2 separate regions of the Mus musculus genome follow, and region 1 is linked to region 2. The links are chromatin loops, found by intact Hi-C in ENCODE. Cell type or tissue: gastrocnemius. All regions are shown on one strand. Each heading gives the region's core, and the rest is flanking DNA. Links, peaks and the distances in the headings are about the cores only.

What was found. A loop is a pair of places that touch in the nucleus more often than their neighbours do. Peaks named below come from ENCODE experiments on the same cell type or tissue, not always from the same donor. Only the 100,000 strongest peaks of a DNase experiment are listed, where the experiment ranks them.
Region 1: a loop joins it to region 2, with 7 times the contacts of the local background. A loop is called at or near these places in 29 of 42 quality-filtered maps.

What each region holds. Positions count from the first base shown.
Region 1 is chr10:23,807,904-23,816,243 of GRCm38, reverse strand. Slc18b1 (solute carrier family 18, subfamily B, member 1) reads right to left here. Exons shown (of 14, transcript NM_183116.2): 6 at 5,299-5,455. Among named protein-coding and RNA genes, the nearest start is that of Slc18b1, 15 kb to the right of the region's middle. In gastrocnemius, for the core only: CTCF peaks have their summits at 899 (motif pointing left) and 3,894 (motif pointing left); DNase peaks (open chromatin) are centred at 896 and 3,899.
Region 2 is chr10:24,126,694-24,135,033 of GRCm38, reverse strand. It overlaps Gm40614 (predicted gene, 40614), which reads left to right and starts at 2,550. Exons shown (of 2, transcript NR_168522.1): 1 at 2,550-2,754. In gastrocnemius, for the core only: a CTCF peak has its summit at 3,391 (motif pointing right); a DNase peak (open chromatin) is centred at 3,391; H3K4me3 peaks cover 827 bases.

The DNA.
Region 1 (8,340 bases), core at 290-8,289, 320 kb after region 2:
TAGCGTTATCTTTTAACTTTCTTTGAGGGCCAAAGCTGGTAAGACTATCTATCTAGTAATAAAAATGAATTGTACAGTTGGGTTGCCCGAAATTAAATAGTATCATCTACATCAGCTTCCAAACTCTTCATCTTTAGAAGGCATGATCAATTTTTATTGAAAAGACTGCCTTTCACCCTGGCGTGGTGACATATACTCAGCATCTCAGCACTTAGGAGGTAGAAGCAGGAGGTTCAGGAATTCATTTCATCCCCCGCTACATAGTGAGTGAAGCCAGCCTGGCTCCGTAAGACTGATCTCAAAAGACAAACAAAACAAAACTCCAAAATAAAAAAAAAATAATAAAAAAAAAGCAAATCTCAGGTTTTCAAACACAAATAGTGTCTGTCCAGTGCAATCAGTGTGTGCCGGGAGGTTTTCACCTTATAATCTAGAAGTAAGGCCTTTTGGATGGGACAGTGGCATGAACAGCCACAGAGAAATCACCATCTGTGCTTCGAGCTCCACCAGGGGTGTGTGTATGTGTGTGTGTGTGTGTGTGTGTGTGTCATGGGAGGGGGGGGTTCCTAATTTTCTTTGTAAAACAAGACCTGGTTACTTTTGTGAGTGCAAACTAAACCCTACATTGAGAGACTGGAAGGCGGTGTGTCACTGTGTGAACGACTTTTATCATTTAAGATCATGTCTCCCAGTCTCCTAACCCAAGTTCATGACTATCTGAGTATCAGCATGGCTATCTGCAATATCTAAATATTCAAAGACTGTGCAAACTTTTGTTATTTTAGGTAATATTCTCAGGGAAATTTTCAGAATACAGAGAATACTGTCATTCAAAAGCGCAACCCTCAAACCAGAGTATGTATTTTACTTTAGAGAGGGTATAGTGCCACCTTGTGGCATAGCCAGGTATTGCCAGCAGGCAGTTGATCTTAGTGGATTTTGAACTTCAATGAATTTGAATTGAAAATTACAAAAGATGGGCTGGAGAGATGGGTTGGCAATTAAGAGCACTCACTTCTCTTTAAGAGGAACAGAGTTCTGTTTACAGTACCCACATCAGGTGGCTCACAACCACCAGTAGCTCCAGCTCCAGGGGCTCCAAAGCCTCTGCACTCATCACACAATTTTTTTTTTAAAGATTTATTTATTTATTTATTTTATTATATGTAAGTACACTGTAGCTGTCTTCAGACACACCAGAAGAGGGAGTCAGATCTCATTACGGATGGTTGTGAGCCACCATGTGGTTGCTGGGATTTGAACTCAGGACCTTCGGAAGAGCAGTCGGGTGCTCTTACCTGTTGAGCCATCTCACCAGCCCCCATCACACAATTTAAAATGGTAAAAATAACCAGGCATGGGGCACATGCCTTTAATCCCAGCAATTGGGAGAGAGAGGTTGTTGGAGTCTAAGTTCAAGGCCATCCTGGTTTACAAGAGTGAGTTGCAGGACAGCCAGACAGGGCTACACACACACACACACACACACACACACACACAGAGAGAGAGAGAGAGAGAGAGAGAGAGAGACAGAGACAGAGACAGAGAGACAGAGACAGAGACAGAGAGAAAACAACAAATAATATAATATTAAAATAAAAATAATTTTAAGGGCTGGTGAGATGGCTAGTGGTTAAGAGTGCCGACTGCTCTTCCAAAGGTCCCGAGTTCAAATCCCAGCAACCACATGGTGGCTCACAACCATCTGTAATGAAATCTGATGCCTTCTTCTGGAGTATCTGAGGACAGCTACAGTGTACTTACATATAATAAATAAATAAATCAAAAAAATTTTTTTAATTATAAAAAAACCTTTTGTTTTAATCTGTTACATTTCTTGCGTATACAGAAAGCATTATCTGTTATAATATATAGCTCAGTAAAGAACACTAGCTGCTCCTACAAAAGACAGAGGTTTAGTTTCCAGTGCCCACATGCCTTCTTTCTGACCTCTGTGAGCACCAGACATGCACACAGTCAAAAACTCACACACAGAAAATGAAATAAGTAAAATGTACCGATTGTTTTAAGTTTTAAAATAAAAGGATGGCTGGGCGTGGTGGTGCAAGCCTTTAATCCCAGCACTCAAGAGGCAGAGGCAGGTGCATCACTGAACTCAAATCCAGCCTGGTCCAGGATGGCCAGGGCTGCACAGAAAAACCCTGTCTTTAAAAAAAAATTATATAATAATAACAATAATAACTGGAAAAATCCAGAAACAACGAGTTTCTAAATTTTAAACAACTTTAATTATAGTAATCGTACTTGTTTTATGCTTTCATTATTATTGCTAATCTCCTTTTACAATTATTTAATTATTTAATGTGTATGTGGTGTTTTGCCTGTATGTCCGTCTGTGCCAGGAACCTGCCATGTGTTCCTGGTGCTTCAGAGGCCGGAAGAGGATGCTCTGTCCTGAGAGCTGAGTTACAGATGGTTGTGAACCACCATGTGGATGCTGGGACTTGAACTCTGTTCCTCTGCAAGTGCAGCTAGTACTCTTAACCGCTGAGCCATCACACCAGCCCCATATTGTTAATCTCTTAACTGTGCCTAATTTTAAATTAAACTTTACCGTAAGTATGTGTGCACACATCAAAACTTAGTAGAAGTGGGCTTGATGTGTGCTCTGGTCTTGTAGTATGTGGCCCACAAAGGAGGTGGGACTATTGTGTAACTCCATAGATCCTCCTGTCACCATGGTGTAAAGCAGGCTCCTCAGATTCTCAGGTTGAGGGTTTTAATGAGAGGCGTGGCATGCCATGACTGTTAGAACAGGACATCAGGGAACAACTGGAGAGCAGATATGGAAATGGGTCAAGGACTCCTAACACACAATGCTAAGTAGCCTAAGTATGGCGGGCCATGGGGGTGGAAGGAATGAGCAGCAGGTATTGAACACAGGATTCTAACTGCTCACAAGTCAAAACAAAAGACAACTTCATTACAGTTGCTGATGGCCCAGGGACTGCTTGTATTTTGATGCTAATTCCACTCTCCAGGGAGGGGCTTAGGACACGAATGAGTCCTCCCCCCTACTTAATTTGTAAAACAAAGGCTAGAGCCTGTGATTGGGCAGGAGAAGAGAAGGTGGAGCTGAAAGTTTGGGCGAGATGGAGGAGAGGGAGAAGAGAGGACGACAGAGGGGGTGGAAGGAAAGTGGAGCAGAAGCCCGTGGCCTGGAGGAACCACAAGCAAATAAGGGGTCTCACAGATGAGGAAGATGGTAGTGTAGCGGCAGATCTGCCCAATCTAGGCATGCAGTTTTATTCATATTAACTGAGTCGTGTTTTCTTTGCGTGGGTTTATTTGGGTTGGAGATTTCCTGTAACATCTATCCTAAAACTTTCAATGGCATTAAAACTTTCAATAACTGTAAGAGTGCACTTATTTAGGAACACTCCAAACTTAATATTATCGACCTTAGGGATTTTTTTAAATTCCAGTTTTAATTAGCCTGTCTTAGCTATCTTTTCTCATTTCCTAATGTAATAAAGAGTTTTTTTTTTCCTTTTGCTACATGAGAATCTAACCCCTTTCTTTTCTTTTCTTTTTTTCTTTTTCTTTCTTTTTTTTTTTTTGAGATTTTTTTTTTTTTTATGTATATGAGGACACTGCAGCTGTCTTCAGACACACACTAGAAGGAGGGCATCAGATTCCATTACAGATGGCTGCTGTGAGCCACCATGTAGTTGCTGGGAATTGAGCCTAGGTCCTCTACAAGAGCATCCAATGCTCTTCACTGCTGACCCATCTCCCCAGGTCTGTTGCTGACTGTTTAGCCATCATACCTGGACATAGCCCAGGATGCTAAACGAAGGGAAAACAACATAAAACAAAACAAACAAACAAAAAACTGATTCCTTACACTTGCAAAGAGGATAAGCACCACCTTGTGGTTTACTGTGGTATTGCCTCGCTGGCTCTGTTCTCCCCAGTTCCCCATAGTAACCTAGCAAGAATACAAGTTGACTACCCTACTAAGAATCAATGCTTACAATGTACATAACCTGGCTAGTAAGTTTCATTTGGACCAAAGGGAACTACCAATGAGCCACAGCTAAGAACCTGATGGCCCAAAGTGTTCTGTGCTCCTTGCCCTGGTTAGCTCCTATCAGTTAACCATGACAGTATGCAGCTGCTTATCACTGTGATTAGTGATTTATGTGGGGATGGAAACTTTGACCCGGAATGATTCCTTTACTGTGCCAGGAACTATTATCTTACTGTGTCCTTGTAACTATTACTGCTCCAGACAAGCAGAAGGCCCACTGGGAAGGAATAATTGGCCTTGACCGGCTACACTGAATGTTTTAGTTTGTTTGAGATGTATCTCAAAGAAACTCACGGAGTGAAAAACAAACGTGTCACTTTGTGCCCAGGATGGCGTGGAACTCACTAAGTACACAAAGTTGACCTAGAACCTAGAGTTGGGAAAGGTAGAGGCAGGAAGATCTCTGGGCGTGTGAGTTCCAGGGTGGGCAGGGCTACATAGTGAGACCGTATTAAAAACAAACCAACAAGCCGAGCGGGGGGGGGGGGGGGGGGGGGGGGGGGGGGTGGTGACACACGCCTTTAATCCCAGCACTTGGGAGGCAGAGGCAGGCAGATTTATGAGTTCAAGGCCATCCTGGTCTACAAAGTGAGTTCCAGGACAGCCAGGGCTACACAGAGAAACCCTGTCTCAACCACCCCATCCCACCCCCACCCCACCCCCCCCCAAAAAAAAAACAACAAAAGAACCTAAAGCCACATTGGCCTAGAACTTATAGGGATCTCACCTTGCTTTTACTGCTTTGTAGACAAAATGTGTTGCCCACAGCAGTTTCTGGTGATTTAGTTCAGCCCAATGGCAATGGCTTGTGAGGAGAAATTAAGTATTTTGATCCTCCTAAAACCTAGAAATTTTTGTGATATGCTTTTATTTATTTATTTGTTTGTTTGTTTGTTTGTTTGAAGATAGGGCCTCATGCAACCTAGGCTGGCCGTAAACTCACCCTATAGCTGAGGTGCTTTAAAGATGAGCACCACCATCGTTCTCTTTGTGTGGAGCTAGAGAGCAAACCTAGGACTTGATGCAAGTAGTCTGCTAATTGAGCTTTATCCCTAGTCCTCTGTAAGCAAAAGTTCTCATGAATTAATTACCCATGTTTTAGGAAAGAGAGCCAGTTTTTGAGGGTGTGGCAAAAGAGGTATCATTGATTACATTAACTAAAAGCCAACATACCGTAATGTATCCTTTACAAAGACATACAAATAAAATAAAAGGTCTAAAGCGAGTATTAAGTTTGAACTTACCATAACTAGGCAAAATGTATAGGTTGAGTGGTATCATCAGCAGGACTATGCACCCCAGAAAAATAAAGGGTACCTCGTAGCCAAAGGATTGATACAAAAGGCCACCTAAAGGGGGGCCTGCTACCAGCCCCAGTCCAGAAAAAACCTCAAGACTTCCCTAAAAGTAAAAAAAAAACAAAAAACAAAAATGAAACGAGGATTTAGCTCATGTATTTTAGATGAAGAATTACTAGTGTCAGGCATGATGACACAGACCTTTAATGTCAGCACTTGGGAAGTAGAGGCAGGTAGATGTCTATGAGTCCCAGGCCAGAAAGGGTGGCATAGTAAGACCCCATCTCAAAATGCCTGGTCCTGTAAACCTAGCTAGCCTCCCTGTGGCTGGTAAGGCCATAGACATGGAAATAGACCCTGGTAACTGCCATTTTCCTAAAGCAGTATAGTTTGTAACCACATTTGAAATATTTGTCCGTACATCCACAGGGAAGTGCACCTCCCACCTTTCATCAAAGACGTTTCTTTTCTAAGCTGCTGGAGCCCATTACAGAAATCTACAACTGGTCAAAATGTAAAATACAACTGGTCACAGGGTGTTCAACACCAACTGATATACATGCACTACAACCCATATACCTACGTCTCAGGGAGCACCAAGGAATAGGGGCAGAAGATGGAAAGAGCCAGAGGCCCAGGACATCTGCGATGAGAGAGTGTCCTCTGCATGAGACAGGGAAGTTGCATCCATGACATCCCAACAATACAGTTACCTGAGGAAGACCAGCATAGTGACTACACTAACTGACTGACGTGCCCGTGGATGGGAGAAATCTCACAGAGCTTTATCCCCAGGTGAGCACTATAGGCAACCAATGGCTGCTAAGAAAGGGAATCAGTATCCTCCAGGGGGAGCCCCGGGTTGGTTATCCAACTGTGGTCAGGGCTGAGCATAGAGACGTATGAGCAACACTAGATGAACTTGGTGGAAGCTGTGTTTACACACACACACACACACACACACACACACACACACACACAAAGCAGTAAACTAAGGAAAAGGAGTGGAAATTATACAAATATATTGTACTCATGTAGAAATTCTCAAAAATGTAAGCAAAAACAGAATTATGAGAGTACTACTTTTAAAAATGTCACTTCACAGTTTATACAGAGAGAGAGAGAGATGTTGGTTCACACACTGATACTATAGCACTGTTTGCAATGTGAAGCAAGGTGCAGTGGCAGACACCTGTGATCTCAGCACCCAAGAGAAAGGTTTCAGGCACCAAAACCAGGAGTTCAAGGTCAACTGTTGAGAGTTCTAGCAAGCCTGGCCTAAATGAGACCCTGTTCTAAACAAAGGAACAAAAGATGCAAATGATGTAAATATTCACTAGCATTTTAATTAACTAGGAGATATCTATGCGGTGTAAGTGTACACAGCCAGTAAAGAGAGAATGGATGGGTTTTATAACTAGATACTGTAGCCACCAATGTGAGTTTATCAGTAAAATTAGTGAGGTGTTAAATAGTGTGAAGAGTATGTCATCAACTGTGCAAAGAAAAGGGGGCTGGAGAGATGGCTCAGCTGTTGAGAACACGGACTACTCTTCCTGAGGTCCTGGGTTCAATTCCCAGTGGCCACATGGTGACTCACAACCATTTGTGATTAGACCCAATGCCCTCTTCTGGTGTGTTGAAGATAGCTACACTGTACTCATATACATAATATAAATAAATCTAGAGAGAGAGAAAGAAAGAAAGAAAGAAAGAAAGAAAGAAAGAAAGGAAGGAAGGAAGGAAGGAAGGAAGGAAGGGAGGGAGGGAAGAGAATCACTCTGCTACTCCATATGCACATGTATGTTTGTACATGTGTGTACATGTGTATGTATGTGCATATGTGTGTGTATACAAATGTACCTATCTGCACGTGTAAAAGTGTGCACATGTACTTGTGTGTACGTGTGCATATGTACCTGTCTGCACGTGTATAAGTGTGCACATGTACTTGTGTGTACGTGTGCATATGTACCTGTCTGCATGTGTATAAGTGTGCACATGTACTTGTGTGTACGTGTGCATATGTACCTGTCTGCACGTGTATAAGTGTGCACATGTACTTGTGTGTACGTGTGCATATGTACCTGTCTGCATGTGTATAAGTGTGCACATGTACTTGTGTGTACGTGTGCATATGTACCTGTCTGCACGTGTATAAGTGTGCACATGTACTTGTGTGTACGTGTGCATATGTACCTGTCTGCATGTGTATAAGTGTGCACATGTACTTGTGTGTACGTGTGCATATGTACCTGTCTGCATGTGTATAAGTGTGCACATGTACTTGTGTGTACGTGTGCATATGTGCCTGTCTGCACGTGTATAAGTGTGCACATGTACTTGTGTGTACGTGTGCATATGTACCTGTCTGCATGTGTATAAGTGTGCACATGTACTTGTGTGTATGTGTGCATATGTACCTGTCTGCATGTGTATAAGTGTGCACATGTACTTGTGTGTACGTGTGCATATGTACCTGTCTGCATGTGTATAAGTGTGCACATGTACTTGTGTGTACGTGTGCATATGTATTCGTATGCATGCGTAGATATGGAATCTTGGGAAGAAGCCGTCTTGGAGTAGCTCGGGCACTGGGTGCCTGGATGGCAGATGTGTGCTTGCAGTCAGAACAGCAATGCGATGTGTCAAACATTTACCATATTCTGTATTCCATTTCATACGTTTCTGATTTTATGCTGCATAAAATTAACTAAAGGTAAAATAAACAAGGCAGTCCTGTGGAAAAGAACCTTAATGTTGAGGAAACTGGAACATTTTAAATCAATCTAGTTTTCTAGGGCTTTAAATACACCCATGGCTTGTTGAATGGAATTAAGCAGTCTATCTAGCCTGTAAAGAAGACACACAATCCAGGTATTTTATTTACAAACTGTAAGCCTAGACTGGGCAGTTTCGGAGCTGTTCTAACTTATGTCCCAGCCATAATGCCCTGTATTACTGCTGTTCTCCTGGCCCTGAGATCAT
Region 2 (8,340 bases), core at 81-8,080:
CTTGTTGGTCAGTGGAGAGCTGAAGTTGAAGTTGAGCTAACTATAAATGGTGTGCGCAGGGGTTGGGGGTCAGGGTGAGGCACTTTCTTTGTACCAAGTGTAATACAGGAAAAGATGGAGAACATTGTCTCAGCCGTGTAGGGGCTGTCTTTTCTAGAACACAGAATAGAACAGGACAGAGGTTCCTAAACACTACTGTTTTGAGGGGCCAGGGGGCCCAGGTGAAATAGCCCAAAAACAGCCACATGATAAAGCATGCGATTTGTATTGACAGGTCTGGGTACTGGGGACCAGCTGTGTACAGTACTGTAGCCCTGTGGTAAGTGTAGCCTTTCTGCAAGTGTATGGAAGCTATAGCCGTAGTCAACCAAGTCCTCTGCCCAGCCCCAGTTGGAAAAGCACGCTGAAAGGACGTGTCACATACTTTAAAAACCCAACAGGACCTGAGGGATGGCTTGGTAGTAAGGAACTCCTTCCACCACGTCTGGCTCTTTAACTTTGACTTCCAGCACTCACACCATAGGAGAGAACTTTGTCCATAACATTGTCCTCTGACCGCCACACAAACGTCAAGGTGCAGATGCCCCCCTCCCCCAAACAAATAAAAGTTAAAAAGTAAAACAAAATAAACCTCAGGACATTTGTGAAGAGTGTAGAAGCCTGCCCAAGGGGATTTTAAAGGGCGTTTTTTACATATTTAAGACACCTAGCCAGGGGCACAGATAAACACACAAGACTGTAGATAACAGAGTGCTCACTGAGCCAGAGGGCCCGTTCAAACAGCTCTGGAATTCACAAAAAGGAGGCTTGGCTAATATACTTAATCTCTCAAACTCCTGTTTCCTCACCCAGGAAATAGAGACAAAGATATTTCAAAGGTTCTCTGTGATGATCACCAGTATAAATTCAAGAAAATAACTAATATTATCAGTGTGTTATGATTTTATTTTATAAAGCATGGACATACAGACACACAGACACACACACACACACACACACACATACACACACTCAGGCAGGGAGTCAAAATCTGGAAGAATATACTTATAAACATCCTTATGGTTAATTTTTTTTTCTATTTGCTTCTGAATTTTTTTCCCTTTAAGTGAGATACATGAGGAAGAACAAGTCTGTTTATTTGAAAGCAAATGAACCATGTAGACTCTGAGAGAATGGTGTCCTGGAAATGGCTCAGGATGACGTGGTCCTGAGAGAATCACTCTCTGGTCACAGAAATTGAATGAGGTGCAGTGAAATTATTCTATGTTCATTAATGTTTTTCCAATGTTATCTATTTTTGTTTATGTATAGTGTGCTCTTTTCTGCATGTATGTCTGTATGCTAAATGTGTGCAGAGACTGCTAAGGCCAGAAGCAGACATCAGATCTTCTGGAACGGGAGCTACTAGGGTGGTCATGGAAACCCAGTTTGGGTCCTCTTAACAAAAAGAGCTTTCCCAGGTCCCCCTTGAGTTTATTATTTAAGTCTTAAATATTTTTTTTAACATGGAGGACTGCCTGTGATAGTAAGCTAACCCTCAATTTAAAGGTTAGGAGATAGCCAATTGAAACTGCACTTGGATATTTCTGCTCATGACCAGTTGGCTCCAGTTTTTCTTAAAACTTCCTGCTTTCTAGAGTGATAGGCAAGGTATGGCACTGCGTGTGGGTGTGAGTGTTGCTTCCGGAAGGACCACAGGAAGTGGACAGACTCAGAAAGAGAATGGGGAAGTGACAGATACTGCAGGAGGGAGTGGGGAGGGAGAGGAGGAAGAAAGAAGTGAGAAGTGAGGAGATGAGAGAGAGGGGAGGGGAAGGAGGGAGGGAGGGAGGGAGGGAGGGAGGGAGGGAGGGAGGGAGGGAGGGAGAGAGAGAGAGAGAGAGAGAGAGAGAGAGAGAGAGAGAGAGAGAGAGAGAGAGAGAGAGAGAGAGAGAACAAATATCTGGCGGCAGCAGCAGAATACCCAAACAAGGAGGTAGCCATTTAGAAACATACTTTCTCTTGTTCCTTGCGGCCCTTTCTTTGTCTTTCCATCACTTTTCCCTTTTAAATACTCTGTTTCCATTTGTGGCTCTCACAGCCCCCTCACATTACCAAACACAGTTCTCCATTTGGACTCTTATAGTCCCACGTTGACTAGCAAAAAGTTTGTGAGCAGCATTACAGAGTCAGCTCTGATAACAGTTACAAACTCGGTAAAGTCTGTGACTAACCATCCAGCGACAGTGAAAATCCTCCAAACAACCAAGCAAATATAAGTTCACATTTAGCCTTTTAAAGGTGCGGGGTCACACAGATTGGAAGAGGAATGCCATTTCTTACAGTTTACTCAGGAGCCTCTTTGATAGGAGGCACTCAAAAAACAAAAACAAAATCAAGACAAAAACAAAACAAAAAACCCCCAATGTCTTCAACCAGGCTCTCCCCAAGGCCAGTCTCTCCAGCTCCCGGGTGCCCTTGCTGCTCTCTAGCCTGAAGGAAACTATTGTTTACTTGGCCCCTCCCTAAGTAGACTCTGAACTTATTCAGCTGCTCCCTGCATTCTTAGCACCTGCGCGGAAGGACGCCTGGCCTCTAAAGTGCTTAGCAAGCTTGTCTCAGTGGATGTTACCTGACTTTCCTAAGTCCTTGTTGAGACTTCTCCTTTAAAACCGTGTCAGGATCCCATGGAAAAGCTGTTGAGAAAAGCTTACTCAGGATCCAGTTTAGATTCAAGAGGGAAATGTCTGCAGAACACCAGGAGATCTGAAGCAGGTACCCTTAGTGAAGACTAATGTGATTCTGATGAAGAGAAGAGTTTCAAACTCTTAGCTCATTTTTATGAAGACATTATGATTATGATTTTTTTTTGGCAGAGAGAGGACCTTGGAGCTGTGGGCTGGTACACTTTAGCTGGCGACTGGCCTGCAGATGCTTTAGCTCAGGACAGCTAGTCACAGCAGGTGAAGGGAGAGTCGTTTCGAGTTCAATGACATGATTCTAGAGTCCACTAATATTTTTAAGTGTTATTTATTCTGGCACATTTTCAAAGTGTTTTGTTGCAGGATCAGGGTGGAGGAGAGGTCTAATTTCTTTTAAAGATTTTTTTTTTTAATGGTGCCCAGAGGTATGGTTACAATTACTGTAGTTTAACACACAAATCCATGGGCAATCAGGAATTGGGACGTAAAACTAGACAGGAGTAACACTGGGGGTGGGGTGGGGGTGGGGGTGGGGGGGAGCTGTTCCCGGAATTCAGGACCCAATATGGCTTCTTCTTGAGATCTTGTCTGTTCTCACCCTGGAGTCCATCTTGTTAGAGCCAAAGTTTTCGTACCTTTGAAAGAAATAGCCCAGGTTTCTCTTGCTTTCGGTTCCTTTTGATCAGTTTACGGTTGTTCAAATTGACCACTAGGGGGCAGCAAATTACAGCAGAAGTAGAGGTCCTTATGTATGCAATAAGCTTGAAACAGCCTTTAAAAAAGACTCATGTCCTAATCCACTTTTAGCTATTGTTCTCAAACTTAGTTCATACTGTCGTTATGTACATTATTTCTAAGTTATTAGAGGAGTTCCCTCAGGAATGAAACAATAGTGCCTGGATACATGGTTTTGTTTTATTGTCTTTTAGAAAACATCTTCTTTCTTTCTTTCTTTCTTAGTGAAAATCATACTGCAACAAACTCAAATAAAAATATGACACTGCATGGTTAGAATGGTCATTCTGAAGCCGTGGGTCTTCCCTTGGGGTTTTACACATTAATTATCAATTATAAAAAATAAAACAAAAATAAAAACAAGAACAAACACTCCAGAGTTGAAATTAGAAAACCAAGTAGTTTTTTGTTCCCTTTTCACAGCTTCTGTGTCCTTTTGCCTGCTTTCTGTCCTGCCCTGTCACCTAAGAGGACCCTTTTGGGGTCTCCATTGTAAATATTATGCTATGCTTACACTTAAATGTTTCCATAAATACATGTCTATGCTATATGCTGGAATCTGCATGTGAGAGAGAATAAGCAAGCACGTTTTCTCTTTCTGAAGTTGTGTGTACCGCCCCCCCGCCCCCCACCCCCGGAATAGTATTCATTCTGAGTTCAGTTTCCTGGGAAATTCTGATCTCATTCTTCTTCATAGATGAATAATATTCCATTTTATATATGTACTAGGGTTTCTTTATCCATCCATTTGTTGACAGGCATCTAAGTTGTTAACGTTTCCTTGCTATAGTACACAGAACAGAATTCTACTCGGATGTGCAAAAATGTCTCTGTGTAGGATATGGAGTGGAATCACTGGGTCATGTGGTAGGGGTTGTAGTCATTGTTGTGTTGCTGTGAAGAGAATCCACAGCCACAGGAACTCTTACAAAGGGGGGTCATTTAACTGAGGTTTGTGACAGTTTCAGAGGTTCAGTCCATTGTCCTGATGGTGGGAACACGGCAGTGCGTATGCAGACACGGTGCTGGCTTGGTTTTTTTTTTTAAACCTCAAAACCCACCCTCAGTGACACACCTCCTCCAACTGGGCCACACCTCTTAATCCTTTCATATAGTGCTGGAGGCCAAACATTTAAATCTATGAGTCTATGGGGGCCGCTCTCATTCAAACCACCATAGCAGTTTTAGACTTAAGTTTCTGAAGACCCGCCACCCTGATATCCATGATGGTCACATTAATTTGAACTACCAACAGCAGGGAATAAAGATCTTTCTCCACATCTTCTCCATTGCCAGTTTTCTTGATGGTAGCCATTCTGACTAGGGTGAGGTGGTATCTACCTCAAAGTAGTTTTAAAAAACAAAGACAAGAAGGACTGGAGATGTTGAACATTTTGTTAAACGGCTTTTGTCCATTTGGTCTTTCTTTGAAAAATGTCTGCTCTGTACTCTAGCCGGTTTGCTGATCGGCAGTCTTATCACTTGGTATTTAATTTCCTCAGCTTTTGGAGGTCCCTGTGTGAAGCATACAGAGATTTTTCTCCCTTCCCGTGGGCTGTCTGCGCATGACGCTGACTGTTTCCTTTGCTGTGTGTGCAGAAATGCCTTGCTTCCATGTAGACTCACTATTGATACTTAGGCTAGTTCCTATGCTATGCAGAAAATTCTTGCCTTCCCCAGCACCTTGGAGACTATTTTTTAGGCTTTTATCTGATAGTCTTAGCATTTCAAGATTTTAAAATATTGTTTTATTATTTTATTTATTTATTTTACATCCTGACTGCAGTTTCCCGTTCCTCTGCTCCTTGTCCTTCCCTCCCTTGTCGCCTCCCTCTTCCTCCCCATCCACTTCTACAAGGACTTTGGTCCATTTTTTTATTGATTTATTCATACAAAGTGAGAGTTATTAGTCTAATTCCGTTATTCTGCAGGTGACTATCTAATTTTGCAAGCATGCTTTATTGAAGGGGCTTTGTTTCTAGTGCATGTTTTTTACCCCTTTGTCAAAAATTAAGTGACCATACTTTGTCTGTTTATTTCCAGGTCTTATATTCTGTCCCATTAGCCTTCCTGTCTATTTTTATGCTGGATCCAGGTTGTCTTTGTCACTATAGCTTTGGAGTATAGTTTGAGGTCAGGTATTATGCTACCACTAGCTATGATTTTGCATCTTATGACTGTTTGGGTTATTCATGGTTATATATTTTTATTGCTCTAGTTGGTGGCCTGAACCTGGAAGAATGGAGCCAAAAACTGAGGTGGACTAAAGTCTCATGCAATAGCCAACTTTATTCTGAGTATCAGACAATTTATATTCTGAGGGCATTATGAGCGTTAAGCCAGTTCAAATAAACGATGGTCACATGAGTTTAGGCTGTACACGGTTACAGCAATTTTTACATGATTAATTCCGCCAGTCCAGGAGGGTGGAAGCTTCCTATATTCTTTACTATCTTGTTTGACCTCCTTTTCTACTGCCTTGAAGTTTTTGTTTACATGTGTTTGTAACTTTTTATAACACCATAAAGGAATTTTTTTTTTTTTTTTTTAGTTTTTTGAGACAGGGTTTCTCTGTGTAGCCCTGGCTGTCCTGGAAATCACTTTGTAGACCAGGCTGTCCTCGAACTCAGAAATCTGCCTGCCTCTGCCTCCCGAGTGCTGGGACTAAAGGTGTGCTCCACCACGCCTGGCTGGGATATTTTTCTTAATTCTTTTTCTCTGAGAGCACATTATTTGTTTCAATATGGAAATTCAAATATGGGGCCTCCAGTTTTCCTTGAGTTTGGATTACGCAACTTTAAATGTTCATCAAATCAAAACATTTTCTAGTAGATCCTAAAGAGTCTTTTAAGTGTAGAATCATGGCATCTGCAAATACGGATAGTTTGGCTTCCTACTTTCCTATTTTGATTTATTCATATCTTTCTGATTGCTATAGCTAAAGCTTCGGGTCCTATATTGAACAAGAAAGAGAGCAGGCATGCTTACCTCTTTCCAGATCGTAGAGAATATCCACTTGTCTTTGTTTGCTATAAGGTCGACATCTTAGTTATCAACCTATTGCTGTGAGGAGACACTATGACCAAAACAACTTATAAACGGAAGTATTTAGCTGGGGGCTTGCTTACAGGTTTAGGGGGTTAGTTCATGAACATCATGGCAGGGAACATGGTGGCATGCAGACATAGTGCTGGAGCAGTAACTGGGGCATTTGATTCATAAGTTGTGGACATAGAGAGACTGTGCCTAACGTCAGCTTTCGAAACCTTAGAGCACACACCTAGTGATACACCTCTTCCAACAAACCCACACCTCCCAGTTCTGCTCAAACAGCCCTACTCGCTGGAGACCAAGCTTTCAAATATAGGAGCCTGTGGGGACCACTCTCATTCAAACCACCACAGTTGCTTTGGTTTTATTATTTTGAGATATTCTCCAGTCATTCCTAATATCTCCAGGACTTTTATCATGAAGGGATATTAAATTTTGCCAAGTGCCTTTTTGGCACTAAAAGAAACGGTTAGGTAGCTTCTGTCCTCAAGTTATATATATATATATATATATATATATATATATATATATATATATATATATATATATATATATATATTGTTGCATTTATTGTTTTAAGTATTTTGTGTGATCTTAATGTGTTTCTGAATTTAATTTGTAAGTATTTTTTTTTAGAATTTCTGTGTCTGTGTTCAAGAAAAATTGGTCTTTACCTGGTTTTTGTATCATAATAATCTGCCTTTGTGTAATGAACTGGATAGTGTTCCTTCACTTTGTATTTTGAAAATGAAGACTTAACACCAGCTCTTTCTTAAAAAGCTTAGTAAATTCAGCTGTGAATCCATCTGACCCTGGGCTTTTCTTTGAAGGGGGGCTTTTTGGTTTGTTGGTTTCTTGGTTTTTTGTTCTTTTTTTTTTTTCAAGACAGGGTTTCTCTGTATAGCCCTGGCTGTCCTGGAACTCACTTTGTAGACCAGGCTGGCCTCAAACTCAGAAATCCGCCTGCCTCTGCCTCCCGAGTGCTGGGATTAAAGGCGTGCGCCACCACCGCCCAGCTTGAAGGGAGGCTTTTTAACCTAGCTTCAACCTCACAGCATGTTATGAGTCTGTTAAATGGTTGGGCCCTCTGGCTTTTCACTTTGGTAGGTGATACGGATTTAGAATTTACCTATTTCTTCTTTTTTTCCAGCATTTGAGAGTATAGATTTTTCAATAATGTTCTATATTTCATTGTTGTTTGTTTTAATAATCTCTTTTTCAGCTCTAACGTTAATTTCTGTTTTTTCTTACTTAGGTTGGCTAAGAGTTTGTCAGTCTGACTTTTACAAAAATGACTGGTTATTTTAGGCTCCGTTACTTTCTTAATTCTTGCTATCCTTTGCTGTCTGTTGGGCTTGTGAGTGGCTGCTTGCTGTTTTCCCTAGGCTCATCCTTAGGGGATTTATCTGGGATTCCTCAGATATTTGAGTGGGGCACTCATTGCCATAAGGATTCCTCTAGGGCTGCCTTGGTTGTGCCCCAGATGTTCTGAGAAACTGTCTTTTTTATTTTCACTGTCTCTAAGAACTTTTAGAATTTTCTTTATGATTTCTTTTGAATGAACCATTGTTCAAAGATAAGTCTCCAAGTCTTTCTGTAGTTTCTTTTGTTATTTTTTTTAACTTTTATTCCATTTTAATATGATAGAGCACAAAGAGTTATCTCGATTTTTAAATCTGTGAATGTTTGACTTGTGTCTCATAACTTGATCAACTTTGAAGGATGCATTCTCCTGAGAAAATGAATATTCCCTAACTGCTGGTAACATTTCTCTGTATCTGACAAGTCTAGTTCACCCACACTGTATTTTAGCTCCAATGTTTCTTTGGTTATTTTTGGTTTGTAAGCCCTAGCTAAATATGAGGAGGGGTAT